Regions from separate parts of the Homo sapiens genome. Here region 1 is linked to region 2. A link is an interaction called in ENCODE POLR2A ChIA-PET data of the cell type or tissue named here. Cell type or tissue: B cell. All regions are shown on one strand. Links, peaks and the distances in the headings refer to the core of each region. The heading gives the core; the rest is flanking DNA.

What was found. ChIA-PET counts read pairs that join two places held together with the same protein. Peaks named below come from ENCODE experiments on the same cell type or tissue, not always from the same donor. Only the 100,000 strongest peaks of a DNase experiment are listed, where the experiment ranks them.
Region 1: POLR2A ChIA-PET joins it to region 2 with 13 read pairs; 9 of 35 experiments call an interaction of 5 or more read pairs at or near these places.

The regions. Positions count from the first base shown.
Region 1 is chr7:148,844,769-148,852,210 of GRCh38, forward strand. It overlaps EZH2 (enhancer of zeste 2 polycomb repressive complex 2 subunit), which reads right to left. Exons shown (of 20, transcript NM_004456.5): 2 at 2,414-2,537; 3 at 1,702-1,830. The coding sequence starts at 2,530. Among named protein-coding and RNA genes, the nearest start is that of EZH2, 36 kb to the right of the region's middle. In B cell, for the core only: no CTCF peak of the experiment used is centred there; no DNase peak of the experiment used is centred there.
Region 2 is chr7:148,965,141-148,972,582 of GRCh38, forward strand. It overlaps LOC124901768 (a long non-coding RNA gene), which reads left to right and starts at 1,894. Exons shown (of 2, transcript XR_007060580.1): 1 at 1,894-2,022; 2 at 5,418-5,630. RefSeq lists an enhancer at 1,938-1,987. In B cell, for the core only: CTCF peaks have their summits at 1,806 (motif pointing left) and 2,008; a DNase peak (open chromatin) is centred at 1,801; H3K4me3 peaks cover 674 bases.

The DNA of each region.
Region 1 (7,442 bases), core at 1,403-6,402, 120 kb before region 2:
CCACTTGAACAAACAATACTCTTAAATTTAATGCCAAATATACTATGAGCAATTCAAGTTGTATGTCAATAATGTACTTCACTAATACTTCATGTGTCTGAGCAAAGTGTGCTCTTCTGGGCCCACATCAGATCATTAGAGCAGGCAAACTGACTAAATGCTTCTAAGGCTCAGTTTCCTTGCCTGGATTAAAAAAAAAAAAGTGTAATACTCCTTCCTTATCATGAAGATTAAAAGAGGTAATGTGTACAAAGTACCTAGCACAGTGACACAATTCATTATTGCTGTTGACTTTTATTATAAACCTAAGTTAGGCTTTTGATAGCATTCTGAGATTCATAATGGGTGGCAAAAATAAGTTTTCCATGTGAATCTACCTAATTTCTCCAAATTTCTAAGATTTATTCCTCCAGAGAGAAAATGAGGTTTTTCTTTCAATTCAACATTTCTAAAAGGTCACCAAATAAAAACTTTCAAAGCAATTACTTAAAAGCCCCATCCTTATTCCCTTTAAGAACGTTCTGATGGGCATCAAAAAGAATCCCTTTCCCCCATGCCACTGACCTCTAACATCTAGGCTCTGGCCTGTACCAGATGAGGAGGAAAGTGTCACTGTATAATCAATATTTATACAATTATAAGTCAGAGCTTTACAGAGGTGTCACCTAACAAAACGCATAAATGACTAAGAATCATTCCAAGTGTCACCATCAAGACCACCAGAATATCACTAAAATCTGCATTAGGATTATGTCTGTTGCTACTGGGATATCACTGACAAGTCTTTGAAGCTCATATGTCACACAATCTCCAGAAGGCCTCATACAATAGCAAATTGTTGCTTGTTACAATAATGTTATATTAAAAATGGCTACTCGTTGAAAAATTATCTTAAAACAAATTCCATTGTTTAGGTGCTTCCCATATTTAGACATTCAGATAAACAATCTACTACATAGTGCAATTTTAATTCCAACTCGCTCTTTCCCCTTTTGCTTCAACTCCCCTTTAAATATCCTATGCCATGTCTTTCTATACAACACAGGCACTTAAAAACAGAAATGCCTAAGCTATTTAGACTTTTGCCATTTTCTTCTCATCTTGCTGCAATCATGTTTTAACGGGATATTTAATTATAGATTCTACCATAGATTTACTGCCTTTCTTTGAAAATAGGAAACTCTTGGAGTAATTAAGAGCTAGCTCGTTCAGAAAGTACTATAGAAAAAGAAATTCCAATCTCTCAACAAGAAATTTAAAAATTCTTATAGAGAGGCTTAGCCTTTGAACAAAATATATAATAAAAAGCTTTCTTGTCCATGAATATTAAAACATTTCTTACCACATGGCTAATTCAAATTGGGGTTACAACAGTGAGTCAGAAAACCTTGCTCTAAATAGTGATCTGATGAGGACATTAAAGAGTATTTGATTTAAAAGCTTTTTTTTTTAAATCAACATTCTTATAAAATCTAGGCATCTACCTAGTTCAAAGTATATTCCAAACACTTAGAACTCTGTTATAGGAATAGCTAATAGTGTGATCTACAGCAGTCATTAACAGTTGCACATTAAAAAGAAATAGCAATAAAAAGATGGACACCCTGAGGTCAATGATTTCCTCCCAATAACCAAACAAATGTTCCAATAGCATAAACCAAAAGATGATGATAATTACTACAACATGTTATGTTAACCAACCTCCCTAGTCCCGCGCAATGAGCTCACAGAAGTCAGGATGTGCACAGGCTGTATCCTTCGCTGTTTCCATTCTTGGTTTAAGATTTCCGTTCTTTCCAAAATTTTCTGACGATTGGAACTAAACATACTCTTAAAAAAAAAAATGAAGGAGAGGAAAGGAGAAATTGTTCATTGTTAGAAAATGTATAACACCTGTAAAGCAGGTTAAAAATCTAGTGTATCCTCAAAAATATCAAGAACATTTTCTTAGGTGCATATAGATTTTACACTATAGTTTCCCACATTCAAATAATACAAAAACACCACATCTGTTATTTTATTGCAAGTGGTTAGAGAACAGGAAACGATTGCCATCCTTTCTTTGTTGACTGTGTGTGTGTGTGTGTGTGTGTGTGTGTGTGTGTGTGTGTGTGTATTTTTTTTTTTAATCACAATGACTTTAGAAACATAAAATCATGAAATGCATCCCTTTATATTTAGGGAGGCATTTCTGCAGCTGCATATGCAAATAAAAGTATACTAAACAAAGACTGATTAATGTGCATGGTATAATGTTAAGACAGATCAAGAACCTAAGCTTCCAAGTATTCACTCATCTTATTGTAAATACAAACTTGGCTAGAATTATTTTAAATAAAAACTTATTGAACTTAGGAGGGGAAAAAACCTATCCTTAATTGTATATTCATTTTCACAAAAGATAAAATTATACCTTTACTTCATCAGCTCGTCTGAACCTCTTGAGCTGTCTCAGTCGCATGTACTCTGATTTTACACGCTTCCGCCAACAAACTGGTCCCTTCTCAGATTTCTTCCCAGTCTGGCCCATGATTATTCTAAAAGCAATGGTTTCATATTAAAATCACTAATCTAACCAGCCTGAATATGATCACCTGTGTTTTAATCCGCAGCAAACTAACAATCAGTGAAGAAATGACACATATTACACTGTTGGCATTTACAGAAAGGTGCTCATTTGTGCTGCATGGTTAAATCCTTAAAACACTTCATTGAAAGTTTAAGTTAAACTTAAAATACACTTTTATTTACAAAAATTCTACACTAAATTGCGGCCATATTATAGGAACATGATCCCATTACAGGAATTAGGTATACTATACTATATCACAACCTAGTTTTCAACTCTATGAGATCCACATTTGTGGAGGGAAGAAAATATAAAGACAGATCCTGTTTTTCATCATTAGCTGTTACAGTAGCAAGGCATAATGGAATAATATAACTGAAAAAGGTAAATCCAAGAAGAAGTAAAATTTACAAACAGTACTAAAAGTAGAAAACATACAGTTCACCATATAATAAAATGTACAAAGGTACTCTCTCCCCACACACTTAATCATGCACCTCTCCTTAAACACTGTGATAAAGTCTGTATTTTTGCCTCTTGTGCCACCTTTATTAACATGAGGGGTTTCTGCTATCAAGCGAAAAGAGGAATGCAGGAAATGCAAAGTAAATTCTTCTGCCTTATCTTTAGTTGCAGGCTCTCAGAACCAATTATGTTTAAATGCGGGGACAGCTTATAGTTCACCAGATGTCTAATTCATACTGCAGAGTCCTCACCTTAAGTCTAAACAAGCGTCTTTTCCTAGAACATTTTCTCCTAAAGTATTAAAATCATCCTGTACCTTCAAATTATTAGCAGGACATTCTCTGTCAGGCTATGCAAAGCTTTACAGGCCACACTAACAATTTGTGCTTTATCTTAAGAACAATGAGAAGCCACTTTTAGTGTTTTAAGTAAAAGGGTGTGCGGTGAGGGAGTGAAAGAATAACTGCAACCAGGTTAGATGATGCTGCAGCACAGCATCCCGACAAGGGGTGACAGAGGCTTCTACACCACACTGGCGATGACAGGGAAAAGTACGTGAATTCAAGAGTTGCTTAGGCCAAAATTCCACCAAATGATGATTTAAATATGGAAAGTGAAGAAGAAGGTGACTTTCTGGCTTGAGCAAATAAATGAGTAGGGCAGGCTTCATCTATTTGTTTACATAAAAACTTCATGCACAGAGAAAACTGCCTAAGAAGAAGATTTAGAGTAAGAGTCCTGAGGCCAATGGGTAACTTTCTACAGAAATACTCAACCACCAACAGATGACAGAGAAGGCAGATGGCTGTTTACTCAGAGCTGTAACAAAGGGGCGAAGAAATTCATTTTCTCAAGCATGTAATAAATATTATGACCCAAGCAGTGTATACGAACTTGAATAAAATGAATATACAAATATTATTAAATCCTTGCCCCTATGGAGCTGATAGTCTACCTAAGACAAAGGGAAAAATATAGTATGAGATAGACAGACATACTTCAGTATCCCTGGGGAACTGGTTCCAGGACACCCCTCGGATACCAAAATCCACAGATGCTCAAAAGTCCGTGATATAAAGTGGTGTAATATTTGCATATCACCTATGCATAGCCTCCCATATACTTTTTTTTTTTACCTGGCTTCCTGGGATATAAGAGACTCCCATATACTTTAAATCACCTCTAGATTACTTATAATCCCTAATACAATGTAAATGCCATGTAAATAGTTGTTATACTGTATTGTTTAGAAAATAATGACAAGCAAAACAGTACAGACATGTTCAGTACAGATGCAACCATCTTTTTTTTTCTGAATATTTTTTATCTGCAGCTGGTTAAATCCATGAATTCAGGATCCATGGATTTGGAACTCACGGATATGGAAGGCTGACTGTTTATACAAAAGCACTTTGGGAGAAAGAAAAGAATATTAGGAACTGCAGAAGGATGGCAGGAAAGGTAACAAGGAACTCAATCTTAAAAGCTGAGCTGGATTTCAAAAGGCAAAGAAAGAACCTAAAGAAATCTTAGGTCTGAGCAAGAGAAAGCTGGACAGGGGGCAACTAAAGTCTGGCTGGCAGACATTTAATAAGAATGGACCTGGAGAATGAAAGTCACAAATTAAAAGGACTAAGGACCTGAAGGGAACGAAGAGATAAGAATGGGCAGGAATTTGAGTGTATTTGACATAAAGAAGGCTGATGAAATCACCAAGATAGAACTATTCCAAGTGAAAAGTTTCCAAGTGTGGCCTTGCCTGCGAGTTGCTAAAGTGGAATAAAGCTGACAGTCACTCGGATTAAGCAGGCTAAACTCAAGATGACCCCAGCTTTGAGGTAAAGCAGAAAATGGTGTTAGGAAGGCAGTGAGGTAGGACCAAAGGACATCAAAGATGAGAAGAAACTGGAGCATTATTATTTTTTAAATAATTTCATGACAATAGTTTTCTTCCTATCTGCTAGTTAGTTAACAGATGAACTCAACTAATTCTATGCAAATTACTTAAGACCACTTAGTGCTTCCAAGGCCTAGGAACTAGAAAGAAAAGGAATCAGATAAAAAGGAATGATCTGTAGCCTCATTCGCTCATAGGCTAATCACCTCTAGTCCATCTGCTGCCTAGACAAATTTCTCCTTGGAGGTAGCACCCCTGTGCAATAAGGCCTAGGGTAGTAACGTGTTTAGTTTTCACTGATGTATAATGTGGGTGTTATTACAATTTCTTTTTTTTTGAGATGGAGTCTCACTCTGTCCCCCAAGCTGGAGTGCGGTGGTGCAATCTCCGCTCACTGCAAGCTCTGCCTCCCGGGTTCACGCCATTCTCCTGCCTCAGCCTCCCAAGTAGGTGGGACTACCGGTGCCCGCCACCACGCCAGGCTAATTTTTTGTATTTTTAGTAGAGACAGGGTTTCACCGTGTTAGCCAGGATGGTCTCAATCTCCTGACCTTGTGATCCACCCGCCTCAGCCTCCCAAAGTGCTGGGATTACAGGTGTGAGCCACTGCGCCTGGCTTACAATTTATTTTTTAAGATACATATTTTATGTCTTGATGAAGACATTAGTTAGCATTTTATGTTTTAGTACTAGAACTGTCCTTGTCTAATATTCTGGAAGACTTTCCATGCTGTTTCTACCATTAATAACATACCTAATAAAGTATATCATGAAAATCTACAGCATCCAGGTAGTTCTTTGAAAGTGTAAGACTAAATAGGTAGACCTGTGAAAGAATATTAAAATTTAAAGTACCAATTAAAAGGATGTTTTACACAAAACAAACTCCCACCATCATAGCATTTATAACATATTAAAATCACATTTTCATGTATTTCACTCTATTCCCACTGTAAGTGCTTCAACAGCAAGAACCACTTTTACTCATTTGTAAAATCCCAGAGCCTGTGTGTGCCTGATAATTGTACAGTAGTCCCCACTTATCTCCCAAGACCGCCCCCCGCCAACCCCACAGCGGATGCCTAAAGCTGCAGATAGTACTAAACTCTAAATATACCATGTTTTTTCCTATACGTACATACCCATGAAGTTTAATTTATAAATAAGGCACAGTAAGAGACTGACAGCAATAACTAATGGTAAAATGAACAATTATAACAATATATTGTTACAAAAGTTACGTAGCTAGAGTCTTCTCTCTCTCAAAATATCGTAACATTTTCAGACTGCAGTTTGAATGAGTAACTAAAACCTTAGAAGGTGAAATTGTAGATTGGGGGTGGGGCGGCTATAGACTTAAAAACAAGCAAACAAACAGGTCTATTAACCCACATGAATAACGAGTAGCTTGTATCTTATCAGCATATCATTTGTAAAGCTTAGCTATAGGTATGAAAAGGAAGGGTGGCCTATCCATGCTTGAGCCAAAAAATGAGGTAAAGTGCACCCTATTATCAAGAAACCCCCCGCAAAAGGAGATAAATCGCAGGGTCAGTTAGGACCCTGTGGTTCAGTTGTCCCTACTACCAGTTAGAGATCTTCAGCCTAAAACTCAGTTTCCGGAATTTCTTTTTTAAAAGGAAGCTGATATTGCCTTAAAGACCTTATCCATAAAACCTACCTCAAAGTCTGGCAACAAAAACGAAATATACATGCAAACACACTTGGTTCTGTGCCTGGCATATAGTGAGCCTTTAGATGTTAGCTCCCCTGACCTCCTTCCCCCACAACAAACGACTGGCTCAAATCAGGCCTCTGACTCCATTTTCAGTGATCTTTTCACAACACCACAGCCAAGTAAGCATAGTATTAAAACACAGATTCAAGGCCACGTACAGTGGTTCAAGCCTGTAAACCCAGCATTTTGGGAGGCCAAGGTTGGAGGATTGAGCCCAGGAGTTCAAGACCAGCCTAGGCAATATAGTGAGACTCCCATCTCAAATCAATAAATAAGCAAGCAAGCAAGCCAGGTGTAGTGGCGCACACCTGTGGTCCCAACTACTCAGGAAGCTGAGGTGGGAGGATCTCTTGAGCCTGTGAGGTGGAGACTGCAGTGAACTGTCTTCACACCACTGCACTCCAGCCTAGGTGACAGAGCGAGACCCTGTCTCAAAAAAAGTAAAATAATAAAATACAGCTCTAAATATTCATATATTGGCAGAAGCCTTTATTTAAACGACTTCTACTGAATGGACACTGTGTAAATACATATGGTTTTTAAATTTTTCAAAGATTTGTTTAGTTTCATAGGTGAAATCCCACTAGTATGAACTTTATCCAGAATACAAAAGCAGCTTTTCCTGTTCAAAACAGATTATACCTCTATTCATTAAAACAAAAGTCTACCTGTATACAGTGAAACCAAAACAACAATGGCTCTTTAATACAAAAGCCAAACCAGAATATGGCAGGAGCCCATCAAAGCTTTAGCAGAATGTAGTGACACCTCAC
Region 2 (7,442 bases), core at 1,441-6,440:
AGGGGGAAAAAATAGATAGTTTTGTCTGTTCTGAACATAGACTTTTTCAGGGTCATTATTCATTAAAGAATACAGCATAATAACTATTTCTATATCATGTACATCGTATTAGGTATTATCTAAATCTGTACTTGTAATCTAGAGATGATTTATAAGTATATGGGAGGATGTGCATAGGTTATATGTAAATTCTACATCTTTTTTTTTTTTTGAGACGGAGGTTTTGCTCTTGTCACCCAGGCTGGGAGTACAATGGTGTGATCGCGGCTCACCGCAACCTCCACCTCCTGGATTCAAGTGATTCTCCTGCCTCAGCCTCCTGAGTAGCTGGGATTACAGGCACCCACCACCACACCCGGCTAATTTTTGTATTTTTAGTAGAAACGGTTTCACCATGTTGGCCAGGCTGGTCTCGAACTCCTGACCTTACGTGATCCACCCACCTCAGGCTCCCAAAGTGCTGGGATTACAGGTGTGAGCCACCACGCCCGGCAATTCTACACCATCTTATGAGGGGCTTAAGCAACCATGGATTTTGGGATCCAGCAGGGGTCCTGGAACCACTGCCCACAGATACCGAGGGACGACTGTAGATGACTGTACATACCACATTGCGTTTACTCATTCATGTCCCTCGATGGGTACTTGGTTGCTTCTACCTTATGGCTAATTGTGAACTATGCTGCTATGAACACAGGTGTACACATATCTTCCCTTCTAGTCCCTGCTTTCAAGTCTTTTTTTCTTTTTTCTTTTTTTTTTTTTTTTTTTTTTTGAGACAAGGTCTTGCTCTGTCACCCAGACTAGAATGCAACGGTGCTATCATGGCTCACTGCAACCTCCGCCTCCCAGGTTCAAGTGATTCTCTTGTCTCAGCCTCCGAAGTAGCTGGAACTACAGGCATGTGCCACCATGCCCAGCTAATTTTTGTATTTTTAGTAGATTTGAGGTTTCACCATGTTGGCCAGGCTGGTCTCGAAATCCTGACCTCAAGTGATCCACCCGCTTCGGCCTCCCAAAGTGCTGGGATTACAGGCATGAGCCACCGTGCCCAGCCAAGTTTTAAAATTATTTGCAGACACGGGGGTCTCACTATGTTGCCCAGGCTGGTCTCGAACTCCTGAGCTCAAGCTATGTTCCCACCTCAGTCTCCCAAAGCACTGAGACTACAGGCTTGAGCCACCGTGCCCGGCCAGATTCTTTCGGGTTCACACCCAGAAGTGGAATTGGTGAATCATAAATAAGGTAATGCTAATTTTTTGTTTGTTTGAGACGGAGTCTTGCTCTGTCGCCCAGGCTGGAGTGCAGTGGCACGATCTCGGCTCACTGCAAGCTCCGCCTCCCGGGTTCACGCCATTCTCCTGCCTCAGCCTCCCGAGTAGCTGGGACTACAGGCGCCCGCCACCACGCCTGGCTGATTTTTTGTATTTTTAGTAAAAACGGGGTTTCACCGTGTTAGCCAGGATGGTCTCAATCTCCTGACCTCGTGATCCGCCCACCTCGACCTCCCAAAGTGCTGGCATTACAGGCGTGAGCCACCGCGCCCAGCCGGCAATGCTATTTTTAATTTTTTGAGGAACTGCCAGACTGTTTTCCACAGCGGCTGCACCATTTTCTGTTCCCACCAGCAGAGTGCAAGCGTTCCAATTTCTCCATGTCGATTCATTGTTTTTGGTCATATCTCACAAGTCAGTCAGCCAAGGTGGGTGGGGTCACGGCGTTCCTAAAATATTATACTTAAAAACGAGCGCAATCCTGGCCCTCGGTGTCAACCAGCTGACAGGGCCGAACGACCGCTGGGCCTCTGGCGCCCCCTGCAGGACGCAGACAGGGTGACAAGCGCTGGCTCGAACCTGGACAGCCCATGGGAGATGCTGCTCGGGGCTGGCCTGGTGGTGCCGATACTCGCCTCTCGCAGAGGCTCCAGGCAAGTCCCAGAGAAGGTGAGGCTCCCTGGGAGCCTTCACGCAGGAGAACAAAAGAAAGCCCGGTGTTCCCGCTCCTCACATAAGAAGCATCAGGGTAAGTGTGGGGGGCGCACAGAGAGGCAAAGACACGTAGGGGTTTTTTATATATATAGCAAGACATATATATATATGTCTTGCTGTGTTGCCTAGGCTGGAGTGCAGTGGCGCCATCTCAGCTCACTGCAACCTCCGCCTCCCAAGTTCAAGCAATTCTGCCTCGGCTTCCCTAGTGTGTGGGATTACAGGCACGTGCGCCACCAAGCCCGGCTAATTTTTGTATTTTAAGTAGAGACGGAGTTTCACCATGTTGGCCAGGCTGGTCTGGAACTCCTAACCTCAGGTGATCCGCCCACCTCGGCCTCCCAAAGTGCTGGGATTACAGGCGTGAGCCACTGCGCCCCGCCGGGATGCAAGATATTGATCAATATCAATACCTGTGACAGAAAAGTGGGCTGCAGGGAGAACAAGAGTGGCTCCTTACCCAGTCTGGAGAAAGCAAACTGCAGTATGATTCAGATCCAACAACCAGCGATCCAGGACCCAGCGTTAGAGCAAATCAGGCCTATTGGGCTCAAACTAGTTTTTTGAAAGTTTTTTCAAAGTAAGAGAATAATCGAGCAGACATTTGTTACACTGATGTTCCTAGCACCAGTATCCACAACAGCCACAGGGTGGAAACCCCAAATGCTCCTCTATGGATGAATGGATAAACCAGCTGTGGTGTGTTTCCACATTAGAATACTAGAGTTCTCAAATTCATACACACAGGGAGCAGAATGGTGGTGACCATGGAGCTGGATTGTGGGGGAGAGGAGCTTAGAATGGGAAGTTGTTATTTTTGAGTATGGAGTTTCAGTTTTTGCAAGATGAAAACATTCTGGAGATTGATTATGTACAATGTGAATGCACTTAACACTGAATGTACGGTACACTTAAAATGGCTAAGACGTTAAAATGAGCTTTGTTTTTTTCATGCCATTCTCCCGCCTCAGCCTCCCGAGTAGCTGGGACTACAGGCGCCCGCCACCAAGCCCGGCTAATTTTTTGTATTTTTAGTAGAGATGCGGTTTCACCGTGTTAGCCAGGATGGTCTTGATCTCCTGATCTCCTGATCCGCGCAACTCGGCCTCCCAAAGTGCTGGGATTACAAGCGTGAGCCACCATACCCAGCCTTTTTTTTTTTTTTTTTTTTGACAGAGTCTCAATTCTGTCACCCTGGCTGGAGTGTAGTGGTGCAACCTTGGCTCACTGCAGCCTCCACCTCCTGGGTTCAAGCAATTCTCATGCCTCAGCCTCCTGATAGCTGTGATTACAGGCATATGCCACCACACCCAGCTAATTTTTGTCTTTTTTAGTAGAGATGGGGTTTCGTCATGTTGGCCAGGCTGTGCTAGAACTTCTGACCTCAAGTGATCCGCCTGCCTCAGCCTCCCAAAGTGCTGGGATTACGGGCATGTGCCATAGCACCTGCCCTCACCTACATAATTTATGGGCGGTCCACAGCCACCTAGTACAACTCCAGGGCATGAGTCTCAGTCCAGTCTACATTCTAGACTCTGCAGGAATGGTGGCTCCGAGAGTCATGCAGGGCACAGCCCACTTGGTCATCCACGGTGGCACTGTGGCCCTTAGGATAGAGGCCTGATATCGTTTGGATGTCTGCTCCAAATCTCATGTTGAATTGTAATCACCAATGTTGGAGGTGGGGCCTGGTGGGGCGGTGATTGGATCATGGAGGCAGATCCCTCATGGCTCGCTGCTGCCCTCAAGATAGTGAGTGAGTACTCGAAATCTGGTTAACAGTATGGCACCTCCCCCCTACTCTTCCTCCCGCTCCTGTCATGTGACACATCTGTTCCTCTTTCACCTGCTGCCATGATTGGAAGCTTCCTGAGGCCTCCCCAGAAGCAGATGCAGTGCTACGCTTACTCTACAGCCTGCAGAACTGTGAACCACTTAAACCTCTTTTCTTATAAATTACCCAGTCTCCAGTATTTCTTTTTTTTTTTTTTGAGACGGAGTCTCGCTCCGTCGCCCAGGCTGGAGTGCAGTGGCGCCATCTTGGCTCATTGCAAGCTCCGCCTCCCGGGTTCATGCCATTCTCCTGCCTCAGCCTCCCCAGTAGCTGGGACTACAGGCGCCCGCCACCTCGCCCGGCTGATTTTTTTATATTTTTGTATTTTTAGTAGAGACAGTGTTTCACCGTGTTAGCCAGGAGGGTCTCGATCTCCTGACCTCGTGATCCGCCCACCTAGGCCTCCCAAAGTGCTGGCATTACAGGCGTGAGCCACCGCGCCTGGCCAGTATTTCTTTATAGCAACGCAAGAATGGCCTAATACAAGGCCAAAAAGGTCACATTTTCAGCAGGCTTGCCCTGTTCACCAGAGCCAGTGCTTCCCAAATCTGTACAGCAGGAGCCTAAAAAAGCAGAGGCCCAATGCCAAGGATTACATTTTCTATTTTAATCAAAAGATGACTTCCCTATAGTTTAATTTCTTTCTTTTTTTTTGAGACAGAGTCTCACTCTGTCGCCCAGGCTGGAGTGCAGTGGTGCCATCTCGGCTCACTGCAACCTGCGCCTACTGATTTGAAGCAATTCTCCTGTCTCAGCCTCCTGAGTAGCTGGGATTACAAATGCACACCACCATACCCGGCTTTTTTTTTTTTTTTTTTTTTTTTTTTTTTGAGACGGAGTCTCGCTCTGTCCGCCAGGCTGGAGTGCAGTGGTGCGATCTTGGCTCATTGCAAGCTCCACCTCCTGGGTTCACGCCATTCTCCTGCCTCAGCCTCCCGAGTAGCTGGTACTACAGGTGCCCACCACCAACGCCCAGCTAATTTTTTGTATTTTTAATAGAGATGGGGGTCTCACCATGTTAGCCAGGATGGTCTCGATCTCCTGACCGCCTGTCTCGGCCTCCCAAAGAGCTAGGATTACAGGCGTGAGCCACCATGCCCAGCCTAAGTTTTGCATTTTTAGTAGAGACGGGGCCTCACCATGTTGATCAGGCTGGGCTTGAACTCCTGAGCTCAAACAAAATATTTTCTATAATATAATGTACGATGTAATTAGAATTGAATATATTCTAATATATATTTTATTATAAGAAGCAAGATGTAATTACTTTAATTAATCATATAAATAAGCCCACCTTAGTGCTATAAGGAGAGAGTGATCATTTACTTCAAGAGTACATTGTGCATATTCCTGTCCAATAGGTGGAAATCAATAATTACAGCATGAAGCTAATCTTTCCATGAGTTCACTTTAAAAATTCAAATATTGTAATTAGAACATTGCCCAGGCATCCAATTTAGACTTAATGATACTTGCCAGCAGGCTCTGATGTTTTAACTGAGATGATAATTATGCTATAGATGGATTGATGTGGTGATTAACTGCTACATGTGTCACTGCCGATAGCATTACAATTAAAACAACTCCCTTTGCAGCTCACAGCCTCATCACCTGAGGTCACGGGAACTGTTTGTCTCCCATGCTCCAGCAACACCCACTTGCCAAGTTTTTGCTTCCTATGGATATTTATTCACCATCTAATGCAGACCAACTGGCAAGACTCAAGAGAAAGCTGTACACAAGGAAAAGAAAAGAAGATGATAGAGGAAAATAAGATAATAAAGGAAAGAAGTATTCGTGGCGGCAAACGTAGGATGTGGGTATATTCACAGATGTGAGTGTTGTCGTGACAAAGGAAAAGTCAGGCCTGTGGAAGAGAAATACCATTGAAAAACTGTCCTGGTCAAACTTCCACCAAAAAGTACAGTATGGGGAGAGAGAGTAAGTAAAAAGAGCCACTTTACGGCAGAGAAAGCTGACAAACACACCTCAGCCAGGGGAACAAGGTATACATTACCAGGGATAACTCATGTTGGTAATATATATCCAGATTCTCTCTGTGCCTCCCAGGCTGGAGTGCAGTAGCACGATCTCGACTCACTGCCACCTCCACCTCCCGGGTTCAAGCAATTCTCCTGCCTCAGCCTCCCAAGTAGCTGGGATTACATGTGCACCACCACGCCCGGTTAATTTAATTTTTTTTGTATTTTTATTTTTCATTTTTTCAAGACTGAATCTCTCTCTGTGGCCCAGGCTGGAGTGCAGTGGTGCGATCTCCGCTGTCTGCAACCTCCACCTCCCAGGTTCAAGCGATTCTCCTGCTTCAGCTTCCTGAGTAGCTGGGATTACAGGCGGGTGCCACCACACCTGGCTAATTTTTGTATTTTTAGTAGAGATGGGGTTTCACCATGTTGGCCAGGCTGGTCTCCAGCTCCTGGCCCCATGTGATCCTCCAGCCTTGGCCTCTGAAAGTGCTAGGATTACAGGCGTGAGCCACAGTGTGTTTTTTGATTGTTTTGTTTTGTTTTCTGAGACAGTGTCTTGCTCCCAGGCTGGGGGTGCAGTGGAGTGGTGTGATTATGGCTCACTGCAGCCTCTACCTCCTGGGCTCAAACAATTCTCCCACCTCAGCTAACAAATAGCTGGGACAACAAGCGTGTGCCTCCACAATCAGCTAATTTTTTTTTTATGGTTTTGTGGAGATAAATTCTTGCCATGTTGCCTGGGTTGGTCTCAGACTCCTGGGCTCAAGTGATCCTCCTGCCTCAGGCCTCCCAAAGTGCTGGGATTATAGGCGTGAGCCACTGCGCCTGGCCCTCAGGTTAATTTTGATTGCATTGTGTAACTAGGTGGTCCCTGACTCCAGTGGCCCCCCCAAAACTTAACCCCTCACCTCTTCTATATCAATTTTCCCCACCATCTGAAAACATGCACCCATCTTAACCGTCTTGAAAAACGACGATTCCAGCTGGGCGCGGTGGCTCACGCCTTTAATCGCGGCACTATGGGAGGCTAAGGTGGGCGGATTGCTTGAGGTCAGGAGTTTGAGACCAGCCTGGCCAACGTAGTGAAACCGCATCTCTGCTAAAAATACAAAAATTAGCCACTCATAGTGGTGCATGCCTGTAGTCACAGCTACTCGGGAGGCTGAGGCAGGAGAATTGCTTGAACCCCGGAGGCGGAGGCTGCAGTGAGCCGAGATCTCGCCACTGCGCTCCAGCCTGGGCAACAGAGCAAGATTTCATCTTAAAAAAAGAAAAGAAAAACTGTGATTCCTCCCAACACCGTGGCCGTCTCTTTGCCTTCCACTCACTGCCAGCCTCCTATTCTGTATCCGGGAGGTGGATACAAATGGGTTCCGAATGCCACTGGGCACATCCAGTAGATGTTCCCTTTAAAATGTTTTTTTGAATCCCCCTGCTTTCTCGGGTCACCAGTTCTGTCTTGACAAACCCAGTGGCTGCTGAGTCCTTCTTCTCCTTAACCCAACTCTCACATGAAGCTCCTCCCTTCTGCCTGACTCTGCTTCCCTTTCTCTGCCTTCTCCAGCCCTTGGCCTACACAAATGTGCCTGTCCTTGATACATCTCCTACCCCACGGCTTCAGCCAGCTAGTTCCAC